Regions from separate parts of the Homo sapiens genome. Here region 1 is linked to region 2. Evidence: chromatin loops called from intact Hi-C (ENCODE). Cell type or tissue: PC-3. All regions are shown on one strand. Region 1 overlaps SNX29 (sorting nexin 29). Region 2 overlaps SNX29 (sorting nexin 29).

Region 1 (5,000 bases), 110 kb before region 2:
TAGATTCTTGCTATTCAAAATGAGGTCTCTGAGGCCGGGCGCGGTGGCTCATGCCTGTAATCCCAGCACTTTGGCGGGCTGAGACAGGCAGATCACCTGAGATCAGGAGTTCAAGACCATCTTAGCCAACATGGCGAAACCCAGTCTCTACTATAAATACAAAAAGTAGCCAGGCATGGTGGCTCGTGCTTGTAATCCCAGCTACTCGGGAGGCTGAGACAGGAGAATTGCTTAAACCCAGGTGGTGGAGGTTGCAGTGAGCTGAGATCCAGCCAGTGCACTGCAGCCTGGGCAACAGAGCGAGACTCTGTCTTAAAAAAAAAAAAAAAAAAAAAAAAAAAGACCGAAGTGAGGTCTCTGGACCAGCAGTAGTGGACTCGTCACCTGGGAGCATGTTAGAGAGGCAGGATGTTGCTGGGCTGGCCCACGCCTGTAATCTCAGCACTTCCAGAGACTTAGGTAGGAGGATCACTTCAGCCCAGGAGTTCAAGACCAGACTGGGCAACACAGTTGAGACCCTGTCAGGAAAAGAAAAGGAGAATGTCAGACCTTACCGTCTCAGAGTCTGCACTTTAACAAGGCCCCCAGCCGAGCTGTAGACACATTAGTGTTAGAGGCACTGAAATGTTCTCGGTCTCTGTAGAGAGATGGACAGATATTGACACCATACTGCTATTCTCCCTTCCACACCCATGGCAGGCATCATTAATCAAACAGGATACTTTTCCCCAATGATCCCTGTCTAAACTTCCAGCACGTTCTCAGCACAGTGTTATAGATGGCCACTTCCAGTTGGTCCGAGTTGGCACTCGAGGTCAGGTTCAGCTGCTTTACCTTGCCTCCAGCACAGTCCATGACAGCAGCAGCATCCTGCTCTCTCTGCCTCTGCTCTGGTCACTCTTACCCCTTTCTTTACAACACAGAGCTTTCTTTTAAAACTACAAATATGCTCAAGATATTTTCCTGCTTAAAACCCTTCAGTGACTTCCCGTTGCAATTAAAATGAAATCCAGATGCCTTACCATGACTTGCAAAACCCTGCCTGACTTGGCCCTGCCCACCTTTTCAACCCTGTCTGGTGCGCAGCTCCCCAACCTATGCTGTTCTCTGCCTGTATCACCTCATTTCAGTTCCTGGAACAAGCCGTGTTTTTCCCGCCTCAGGGCTGGGCTGACCAAAGTCACCGTCTCTTGAGTTTTCCCACTGTCCACGTGAAAAAGCTAGGGGCACAGAGACTTGATTTGCCTGAGGCCACATGGCGAGTCAAGAGCCAGAGGGACTTCATTGCAAAGCTGGTGATGCGGGGCAGGCTGCCTCCCTGCAGTGACCACACGAGGGAGCCTCCACCGAGTCTTCTGACTCCTGCTGCTCTCCCTAAGTGAGTGTCTAGAATGCGCTTTTCTCCCCCACTCCCAAATGCCTTGCAGGGCTTGCTTGCCCTCATTCCTTCACACAGACCTTGGACTTGCCACCTCCTCAGAGAGCCATTCCCTGGCCTGCCAGGATGTACCTTGCCCCCTTCAGCATTCCAGCTATGTTTTATGGAGCACTTGTGACAATTTGCAGTATGTCTTATTTATTCCTGGTTTGAACTTGTTTTCGGTTTCTCCACTAGTCTGTAAGCTCCCTGGTAGCAGGATTCCTGTTTGTGTTATTGGCCTCCATAACTAAAGCACCAGCATAGTACCTGGCACATAGTAGGTGTTCAGTAAATATGATTTGGATGTGTGCATGAATGAATAATGGAAATGGTCAGGCCAGTCCTAGGATTTTAGGCCTGGTCTGGATCTAAATGAACATCTAACCAATTTCCATGTCGTGTATGCGGCTAAGCGAAGAAAAAGAGTGGTTTCATCTCCCTGATGTCAAATGGCCAGTTGGACCCAGCATGAGTTTTTGCCAATGTAGAGATACTTTTGTGACTTATGTCCAGTGGACCACATCAGATGGCCCCAAATAAACCTTCTTCCTACCATTTTTCATCTTTTACAATTCCCTTTGAAGAATGGTGGGGTTTTTTTTTTTTGACTGTCACATGATGTTTAAAGAAAAATCAAGGAAGATAAGTTCCTGCATTCTTCAAAGATCTACCGTCAAAGGGATTTACCTAACAATTGAAGTAGTGTAGAGGGTTGCTGTTCTTGGGGTAGTGCCTTCAGCCAAGTCAAAAGGGATGAACTGAGCTGACGCTGAGGTTACCTCTGCAGTCCGACCTGTACTGGTCAACTGTGCTTGGACCTAGATCACTCAGGTAGCTCAGCTCTGTCTCATACTGGTCTGGTTGGACTTACGAGATAATTCAGAGGAACTGCTTTCATTCTTTCTAGGACAGGGTTCAGCAAACTTTTTCTATAAAAGGCTGGATAGTAAATATTTTTGGCTTTGTTGTCCAGATGGGTCTCTGTCACAACTGCTCAGCTCTGCTGTTGTAGCAGCCGCAGACATTGTGTAGATGAGTGGGCTTGGCTGTATGCCAATAAAACTTTATTTACAAAACTTGCATCAGCCCGGATTTAGCCTCAGGGCCATAGTTTGTACACGTCTGTTCTAGGAGTGTTTAAACGAAAACAAAGAAAATGTAAAAGACAGCTTTCATTAGTTGTCAAAGTTTGCCTGCAAACTGTCTTGAAAGCTTCTGAAGCTGGTCCTTGGACTCAGGAGCTTGTTCTTAAACTTGAGAAACATCATTGTCTGACTTCCCGTTTGGGCAAAGAGTCAAGCCATGATTTATCAGTTGCAATAAATAGCTTGTATTTTTCCAAATAGACAATCACGTTCTCTTCATTAGCAACCCATCTGCTGGACCTGCAGTAGTACTGAGGAAAGATGCCTTGGTAAACACAGTAGCAGGATTGCAAAGTGCAAACGAACCCTCTTGCTTTGGTGACAGCTTGTTTGTGGAAACTGGACCATTCTGCAAATGAGTTCATCGATCTTGCCTAAATACTGGAAGGGCCTGTTCAACATTAGGGGAAATGCCAATGTATTTTGAGACAGATCAAACAAAGCTGCAAGTGGACAAATTTTAGCATTTGTTTTTTAACGAATGAGCAGATGGTAGGCCTTGAATGCCCCAAATGCTTATCTTTGAGTTAGGTTGGGGGGAAAATAGGGAAACCAAATCCAAAGTGAATACGTTAATACTGTGCCATCACCTAGAAACTATTTGGGCTGCACGTTGGAGTTGCAATTGTGACTCTTAAGAATAAAAATGTTTCTCCCTTGTAATAAGTCGTATGTATGTATGTATGTATGTATGTATATATGTATGTACTTACTGAGATGGAGTCTCTCTCTGTCACCCAGGCTGGAGTGCAGTGCCATGATCTCGGCTCACTGCAACTTACGCCTCTTGGGTTCAAGCGATTCTCCTGCCTCAGCCTCCCGAGTAGCTGGGACTATCTGTAGGCATGTACCACCACACCCGGCTAATTTTAATATTTTTTTATTACAGATGGGATTTCACCATGTTGGCCAGGCTGGTCCCGAACTCCTGACCTAAGGTGATCCTCCCACCTCGGCCTCCCAAAGTGCTGGAATTACAGATGTTAGCCAATGTGCCCTGCCGGTAATAAGTCATTTAAACATTAAACTGTCTGATTAGGAAACAGAGGCACAGGTTGATTAAATAGGATGTAAAGGTCCCTGGATTGGGTTGTAAAACTTAGTCCCTTTCCACCATACCATCCAGCTCACTAGGGAAAATGAGGAAAACAGAACTTCGTTTAAAGTATTTTCCCTCTCTGTAGACACTTTCTTAAAAACATAATTGAACTCCTGCTGTGCATACAATTTTGTTTGTTGCTTTTTACCCCACTTAATCGTCTATCACAAAGCCTTTTCTATCATTATGTTGACTGCATTGCTGTAATTTGTAACAACTGTGTGATATTCCAGCTAGTGGATAGACCAGAGTTTTAGTCAATTTCCAATTGTTGGGCCTTTTTAAAAAAAAAACAAAAAACAAAAAACAAAAACAAAACTTTTACTATACTGTAAAATGCTGCAGGGAATGCCTTTTGTGTACAGAATTTCCCCATGTTTCTAGTTATTTTGGAGGATGTGGTCTCATAGGCAGAATTGTTGAATGAAGTGCTAAGGTTTTTCTGACTTCTGTTTCGGGTTTCCATATTGCTCCCCAGGATTGTGGCCATTTTAAAGTGTCACCAGCAAACAGGCCCTCTTGGCCACTCTCACCAGCATTCATAACTGTTGCCATTGGAACTCCAGTAGGCAAAAACCTAGCTCCTTATATTTGTAATTCATGAGTCACTGTGGAGATGGAATACTTACTTTTTTCTGTGTTTATGAATTGAATTTCTTTTTGGTGAATAATCAGCTCATTTCCTTGGCCTATGTGTTTCAGGGGTTTTTCCTCTGGGTTATGTGAGGACTTGGTATCAATAAAGATGCTGGCCCTTTGTTTTAATGGATTCGTAAGTTCTCATGTCTGGGAATTGTCATGAATTGTCCTGCCCTTCTGGTTGTGTGCCCCAGTTTAGGTTTTTAGCAGTTGTTGTGATTTAGGCACTTGGACAGCCCATATTTTGAGGATGAAACCTTCAAGTCTGTTTGAGGATACTTTAAAGGGCTTATGGCCATTAAGGGGGAAGATGCATTTGTAGGCCATGTTAGTAGATGTGGTTTAAATGCTTGAATTGGCTGGGAAGGTGGCTCACACCTGTAATCTTTGAACTTTGGGAGGCCGAGGTGGGCAAATCACTTGAGTCCAGGAGTTCATGACCAGCCTGACCAACGTGGTGAAACCCCGTCTCTACTAAAAATACAAAAATTAGCTGGACATAGTGGCGTGCGCCTGTAATCCTTCGGAGACTGAGGCACAAGAATCGCTTGAACCCAGGAGGGTGGAGGTTGCAGTGAGCCAAGATCGTGCCACTGCACTCCAGGCTGGGCCACATAGTGAGACTCGGCCAGAAACAAACAAATAAATGCTTGAATCGTGGCTTTTGTTTGCTTTGGTAAACAAAGGAAGAGTTTTC
Region 2 (5,000 bases):
TCCAGGTTCTCTTCACAGCGACTGCCAGAGGAGCCGAGGAAGCACCTGCATTTGGAGCTATTCAGTGCATCCTGGAACCGGTGTTTGGCTTATTTTCTTAGCATAAGTAGATTTCTACCTAATGGGTCATCAGTGTTTTCTGGGGCTGAGTCATTAGGGAGGTGGGAGGCGGATCAATTGTTTAGACCAGACATCGCCTCTGCAGTTTGCCGAAACCACGGCTTTTGTTTTCTTTGAAAAGGAAAATGTTGGAGTCCAGTAGACTTTCTTAAGCAGTGTGGAGGCAACTCATGAGCCGTGGGGTTGGGCGAGGAAGGGAAGTACACTCTGTTCAGAACCCTGGGGATGTTCAGAACCCTGGGGGTAAATAAGGAAGCTCATCGGGGATCAGACCAGCAGAGGGACTGCCTTCCTTGGCTGCCTTCCCCCCGGGAGGTATTCCCGGGAACAAGGAAGCTCATCCCCTCTTAGGTTCTCACCGTGCATCAGGCGTTGTGCACAGGTTCCCACAAGGGGTGTCACGTTCTCCTCACAGCTTCAGGAAATCTGTATCATTAAAGTTTCCACTTGTAGATGAGAAAACTGAGTCTCAGAAAGGCTGTGTAATTTGTGTGAGGTCACACAGCAGCATTCACACCAGGTCTCCCAGAACACACAGCCCATACTATATCCCCATAGGCAAATCAGAAATGGCTAGCTTGATAAGGGACATCATCCTTGACCTGTTGCCTTCCTGGGTGGCAGGGGCCTGGGAGATGAGACTCTATGGAATCTCTCCCTGCAGACCCCTACCCCATCCCCACCCCCAGACCCACCTTCCATGTGGGAGGCGCTTGTGGAATATTTATTGATTGAAAGAGGTTGAAAGAAACATGTTTAACAACATATGGCCCAAAATCATAACAGTGTTTCCAGATGGAGGATTCATGATGCTGCCCTGCAGCTTAGAGTCCCCCAGATTAGGAGTGTCACATGGAGGGAGAGGTTAAACTTGTTCCACCTGTGGCCGTCATGGGCTGTCCTAGGACTACACACAGACAACTTTGAATTCAGTGGAAAGAGACCTGCGCCATCATGACTGTTTCATAATAAGTGGCAGCCGGGCATGGTGGCTCACACCTGTAATTCCAGCATTTTGGGAGGCTGAGGCAGGTGGATCACCTGAGGTCAGGAGTTCAAGACCAGCCTGGCCAACATGGTGAAACCCCGTCTCTACTAAAAATATAAAAACAATTAGCCAGGCGTGGTGGCGCATGCCTGTAATCCCAGCTACTTGTGTGGCTGAGGCAGAAGAATCTCTTGAACCTGGGAGGCAGAGGTTGTGGTAACCTGAGATCGTGCCATTGCACTCCAGCCTGGGCGACAGAGTGAGATTCTGTCTCAAAAAAAAAAAAAAAAAAAAAAAAGATTATGGGTAGTGAGTTTCTTGTGAGTGGAGGTGTTGAAGCAGAAACTGGGCAGTTACTTGGTGGCTCTGTGAGTCAGGACTCTAATCCAAATGACAGAAAACTCAAACTGGGCTTAACAAGAAATGAAGCTTTTTGAGTGATGAAAACTGGACATCCAAGGATTGGTGTAACCTTTGGCAGGGTTGCATCCAGAGGTCAGATGAGCAAATGTGGATGTTCTCTTCCTGCTGTTGCTCTCTGCTTTCTTTTTTGTGGTCTTCATTCTTAGGAAGGCTTTCTCTATATGTGATGGATCCTAGCAGCTCCAAGCTTATGTCCTATGAGCTTAGCAATTCTTGTCATGAAGAGAGGGTTTCTCTCCCAGTAGCTCTAACAAGATTCTTGGAATTGACTCTTATTGGCCTGACTTGAGTCTTCTGCCATCCCTGAACCAGTCACTGTGGCTAAAGGATGAAATACACTCATTGGCAGGGCCAGGGCACGTGGCCAACAGTCAGTGGGGGCGTTTGGTCAGCTTCCCCAGATCACTAGGAAGAGAGGTGGTTTCTTAAGAAAAAGCAGGATTCCATTAGCCAAAAAAGAGGGGAATTCATCTTGGGCAGAGAGAAAAAGAGAGATGTTCACCATGAGGGTCACTGAAAAAGGGTCTTTTAGCATCAAATGAGGAATTGGAGACGATCACTTTTTAGATTTAAATCCAAGACATAATGATCAGGTTTAGTTTCTTAGCCAAAAATTGTTTTCTTTTTCATCTTTGTTTTCATCATCGTCATCTTCTCCATCCTCCTCCCCTTCTTCTCCTTCCCTGGAGAAACTAACTAGAATGGAATGCAGCTGTAGAAATCCTGGTTAATTTCTCAGATGCAGAATCTGGTCTCTGCAAAGGAAGGAGAATTTCTATTGAAGCCCAACCTTTTGTTTGAAGTCCTATTCTCTGTAACGGGGCATAAAGACAATGTTCCTCAGTCAGTAAGCATTCCTAACCTTGAGCTCTAGGATGTAAGCTCAGAGGAGGAAGGAGCTTTTATCTGTTTGTTCCCTGTTGTATCCCCAGTGTCTAGACAGTGCTTGGCATGTAATAGTAAGGATGGATGGATGTGGGAGACAGAATGGGAAGAGCATGGTTTTGCATTGAACAGATTTGTGTTTGGAGTTCTGGAAACGTTGGTCTGTGAGTCATCTGGAGCAGAGTGACCACTTGGGGGCAGTGTGAGGTTATTATCAGTAACTTGCACCTGGTGGCCAGGTAGACAAGAGGCTAGAACTGCGAGAACAGTCGGGAGGGACCAGAAGGGACGATCTCCCCTGTCTCTCTTTCACAACCCCGGCAGCAAACATCTCTAAGAGTCTGATTAGGTCACCCGGAGCATGTGGTATCTTGGGCATTGAAGCATCTTTGTGGGTTCTTGAAGGTCTGAGATCCTCCAGTGGAGAGTGTTCCTCAGTGTCCCGCTTTATAGCCTTTTACGTGGAGTCTTTGCCTTCCATCCACTAAAGGGGCCCCTATCCTTTGTCTGTCACCACTGGCATCTTTCCTCTATTTACTTCACCATGAGGTTATGAGAACTCATCCTACAGTCTCTTCTAAGCCCCTATTTCCTTACCTGTAGAATGGGCATAATGCCTTGAAGAGACGTGATGATTACAGTGAAGGAATATTGATAAAGGACCAAGAAGAGTGTCTGGCCTGTGGAACGCATCCAACCTATGGTTACTATTATTATTGGAGCCCAAGGAGAGATTTGAATTGTATTTGGGGCTTTCACAGACAAACTCATTAGAAAGTACTGCCTGGGCCCATATAGCAGACAGAATACAAGTCTTGTGATGGATAGACCTGGGTTCAAATTCTGACTTCACCACTTGTGATTTGTATGACCTTGAACAAATGATTTAATGTGTCTGAGACCAGTTTCTTCTTGGGTAAAAGGATATCATGATACCTACTTCCTGTGGCTGTTGCAAAGCTGCCTTTAACAAATGTCTTTGGCCTCTGTGCCTTTCCTCAGACTTTCAGGCCCATTGTGAGAGAGCTAGGAAGATACAGGGTTGTCAAGTTGACACATGTCAGAATAGGATTGGTTCTGCCACAGTAACAAATGATCCTCAATCTCGGTCTTTAACAAAATAAAAGCTTATTTCCTGTTCGTATGTGTCCAACATGGGTTGCCCAAGGGCAACAGTGGGACTGTTCTGCTCCACATAATGACTCAGAAATCTAGGTGGACAGAGGCTCCCATCTTGTGGCCACACCATGGCTTTCTCACTTAGTGTTACAGGGAAGGGATGGTGCAGGGTCACACGCCAGCAGTCCTATGCTATGACTCAGAAGAAACATTTGTCACTTCCACCTGGAACTCGTTGGCCCTAAGTCAGAAGCTTGTGCCCTGTTGTGCAGAGGGGGCTGGGAAGCTTGGGGAGCAGGTAGGGTGCATGGTGAGCACCAGTATCTCTGCCACAAGGACCCACTTGTTGTCTTCATGACATTCCCATTGTAGGGATTAGAGCAGCTGTGGGCTAGTGACTCCGTAGCTGCCAGGTCATTTCCAGCACAGTGCTTCGTGCCAGGAAGTAAAGAAATTTAGGCTTGAGACCCCAGCTTCATAGATGCTGCTGAGAACGTGAACTCTTTTACCTCTCCCAGATTCTGGGAGGTAGATGTGGTCTTGTAATGCTGACTGTTGAATAGAAAACAGAAGAAGATCACATTTGATGAGCCACTCTGTTGGGGGTGGCCTAGGCAGGGAAGCATTGTGATACTTTTGCACTTACCTTCACTGCGTATATCATGGGGATATGAGTCACCCAGAGAAAAAGTTTTATTGCCTGTTGCCCTCTGCAAGGGAAGAAAAGTCACAGATGTCTGCTGCATGCCTCCTGAGGGCAAGAGTGTATGCTTGGCATTTTAACATACAAGATCTCGGTCATATCTTCAGTGTCCCATGGAGAGAAGAGATTACAGTCTCCATGTTGCTGATGAAACCATGAGGCTTAGGGGTGTTCAGAGCTGTGTAGAAACAATGGCTGCCCCGTTCATGGGACACAGCCAGTGAAGTGTGGTCCCAGATTCAAGCCCTTAAATTCCATGTTGTTGTTTTAAACTATACCATCTCGTCTTTCCATTGTAATGTCTGTGGGGCTTAAGGAAGTTGTAGGGATGTGCCCAGTTCTGTGTGTCAATCAAAGCTGTAAGAATCAGAATCTTGTGTCTTTTACGAAGCTTGAGTTGTATATTGGCTCATTTAGTCCTCATAACAACGCTATCATGTAAGAGCTCCTATGGCCACCATTTTTCAGATGCAGAAACTGAGGTCCAGAGAGGTTGAATGATTTACCCAAGGTCACCCAGCAAGTTACTGGCAGACTGGGACAGAATCCTGGCCGTCCAGCTCCAAGTTCATCCCCCAGACCAGTACCCCACAGTGCTCGCTCACATTTGAGCACAGTCTTCCCTCTGTCCAGGTGCTGGTGTTCATGAATTACTGCTTGGCACAAATGAATGGCTGCATACCCCTTCCTGGGAGGAGCAAGCCAGCCTTTACCTGAAGGAGGCTCTTGGCAGCTTTACGGGAGTGCTGTTGGGTGTGAGAA

The links. Peaks named below come from ENCODE experiments on the same cell type or tissue, not always from the same donor. Only the 100,000 strongest peaks of a DNase experiment are listed, where the experiment ranks them.
Region 1: a loop joins it to region 2, with 12 times the contacts of the local background. A loop is called at or near these places in 11 of 110 quality-filtered maps.

The regions. Positions count from the first base shown.
Region 1 is chr16:12,227,586-12,232,585 of GRCh38, forward strand. All of the region lies in intron 14 of SNX29 (sorting nexin 29), which reads left to right. Among named protein-coding and RNA genes, the nearest start is that of SNX29-AS2, 140 kb to the right of the region's middle. In PC-3, CTCF peaks have their summits at 1,333 and 1,339; DNase peaks (open chromatin) are centred at 1,336, 2,416 and 4,296; H3K4me3 peaks cover 1,585 bases; H3K27ac peaks cover 3,487 bases.
Region 2 is chr16:12,337,989-12,342,988 of GRCh38, forward strand. All of the region lies in intron 15 of SNX29 (sorting nexin 29), which reads left to right. Among named protein-coding and RNA genes, the nearest start is that of SNX29-AS2, 32 kb to the right of the region's middle. RefSeq lists an enhancer at 3,334-4,533. In PC-3, CTCF peaks have their summits at 2,603 (motif pointing right) and 3,631 (motif pointing left); DNase peaks (open chromatin) are centred at 3,673 and 4,193; H3K4me3 peaks cover 416 bases; H3K27ac peaks cover 3,073 bases.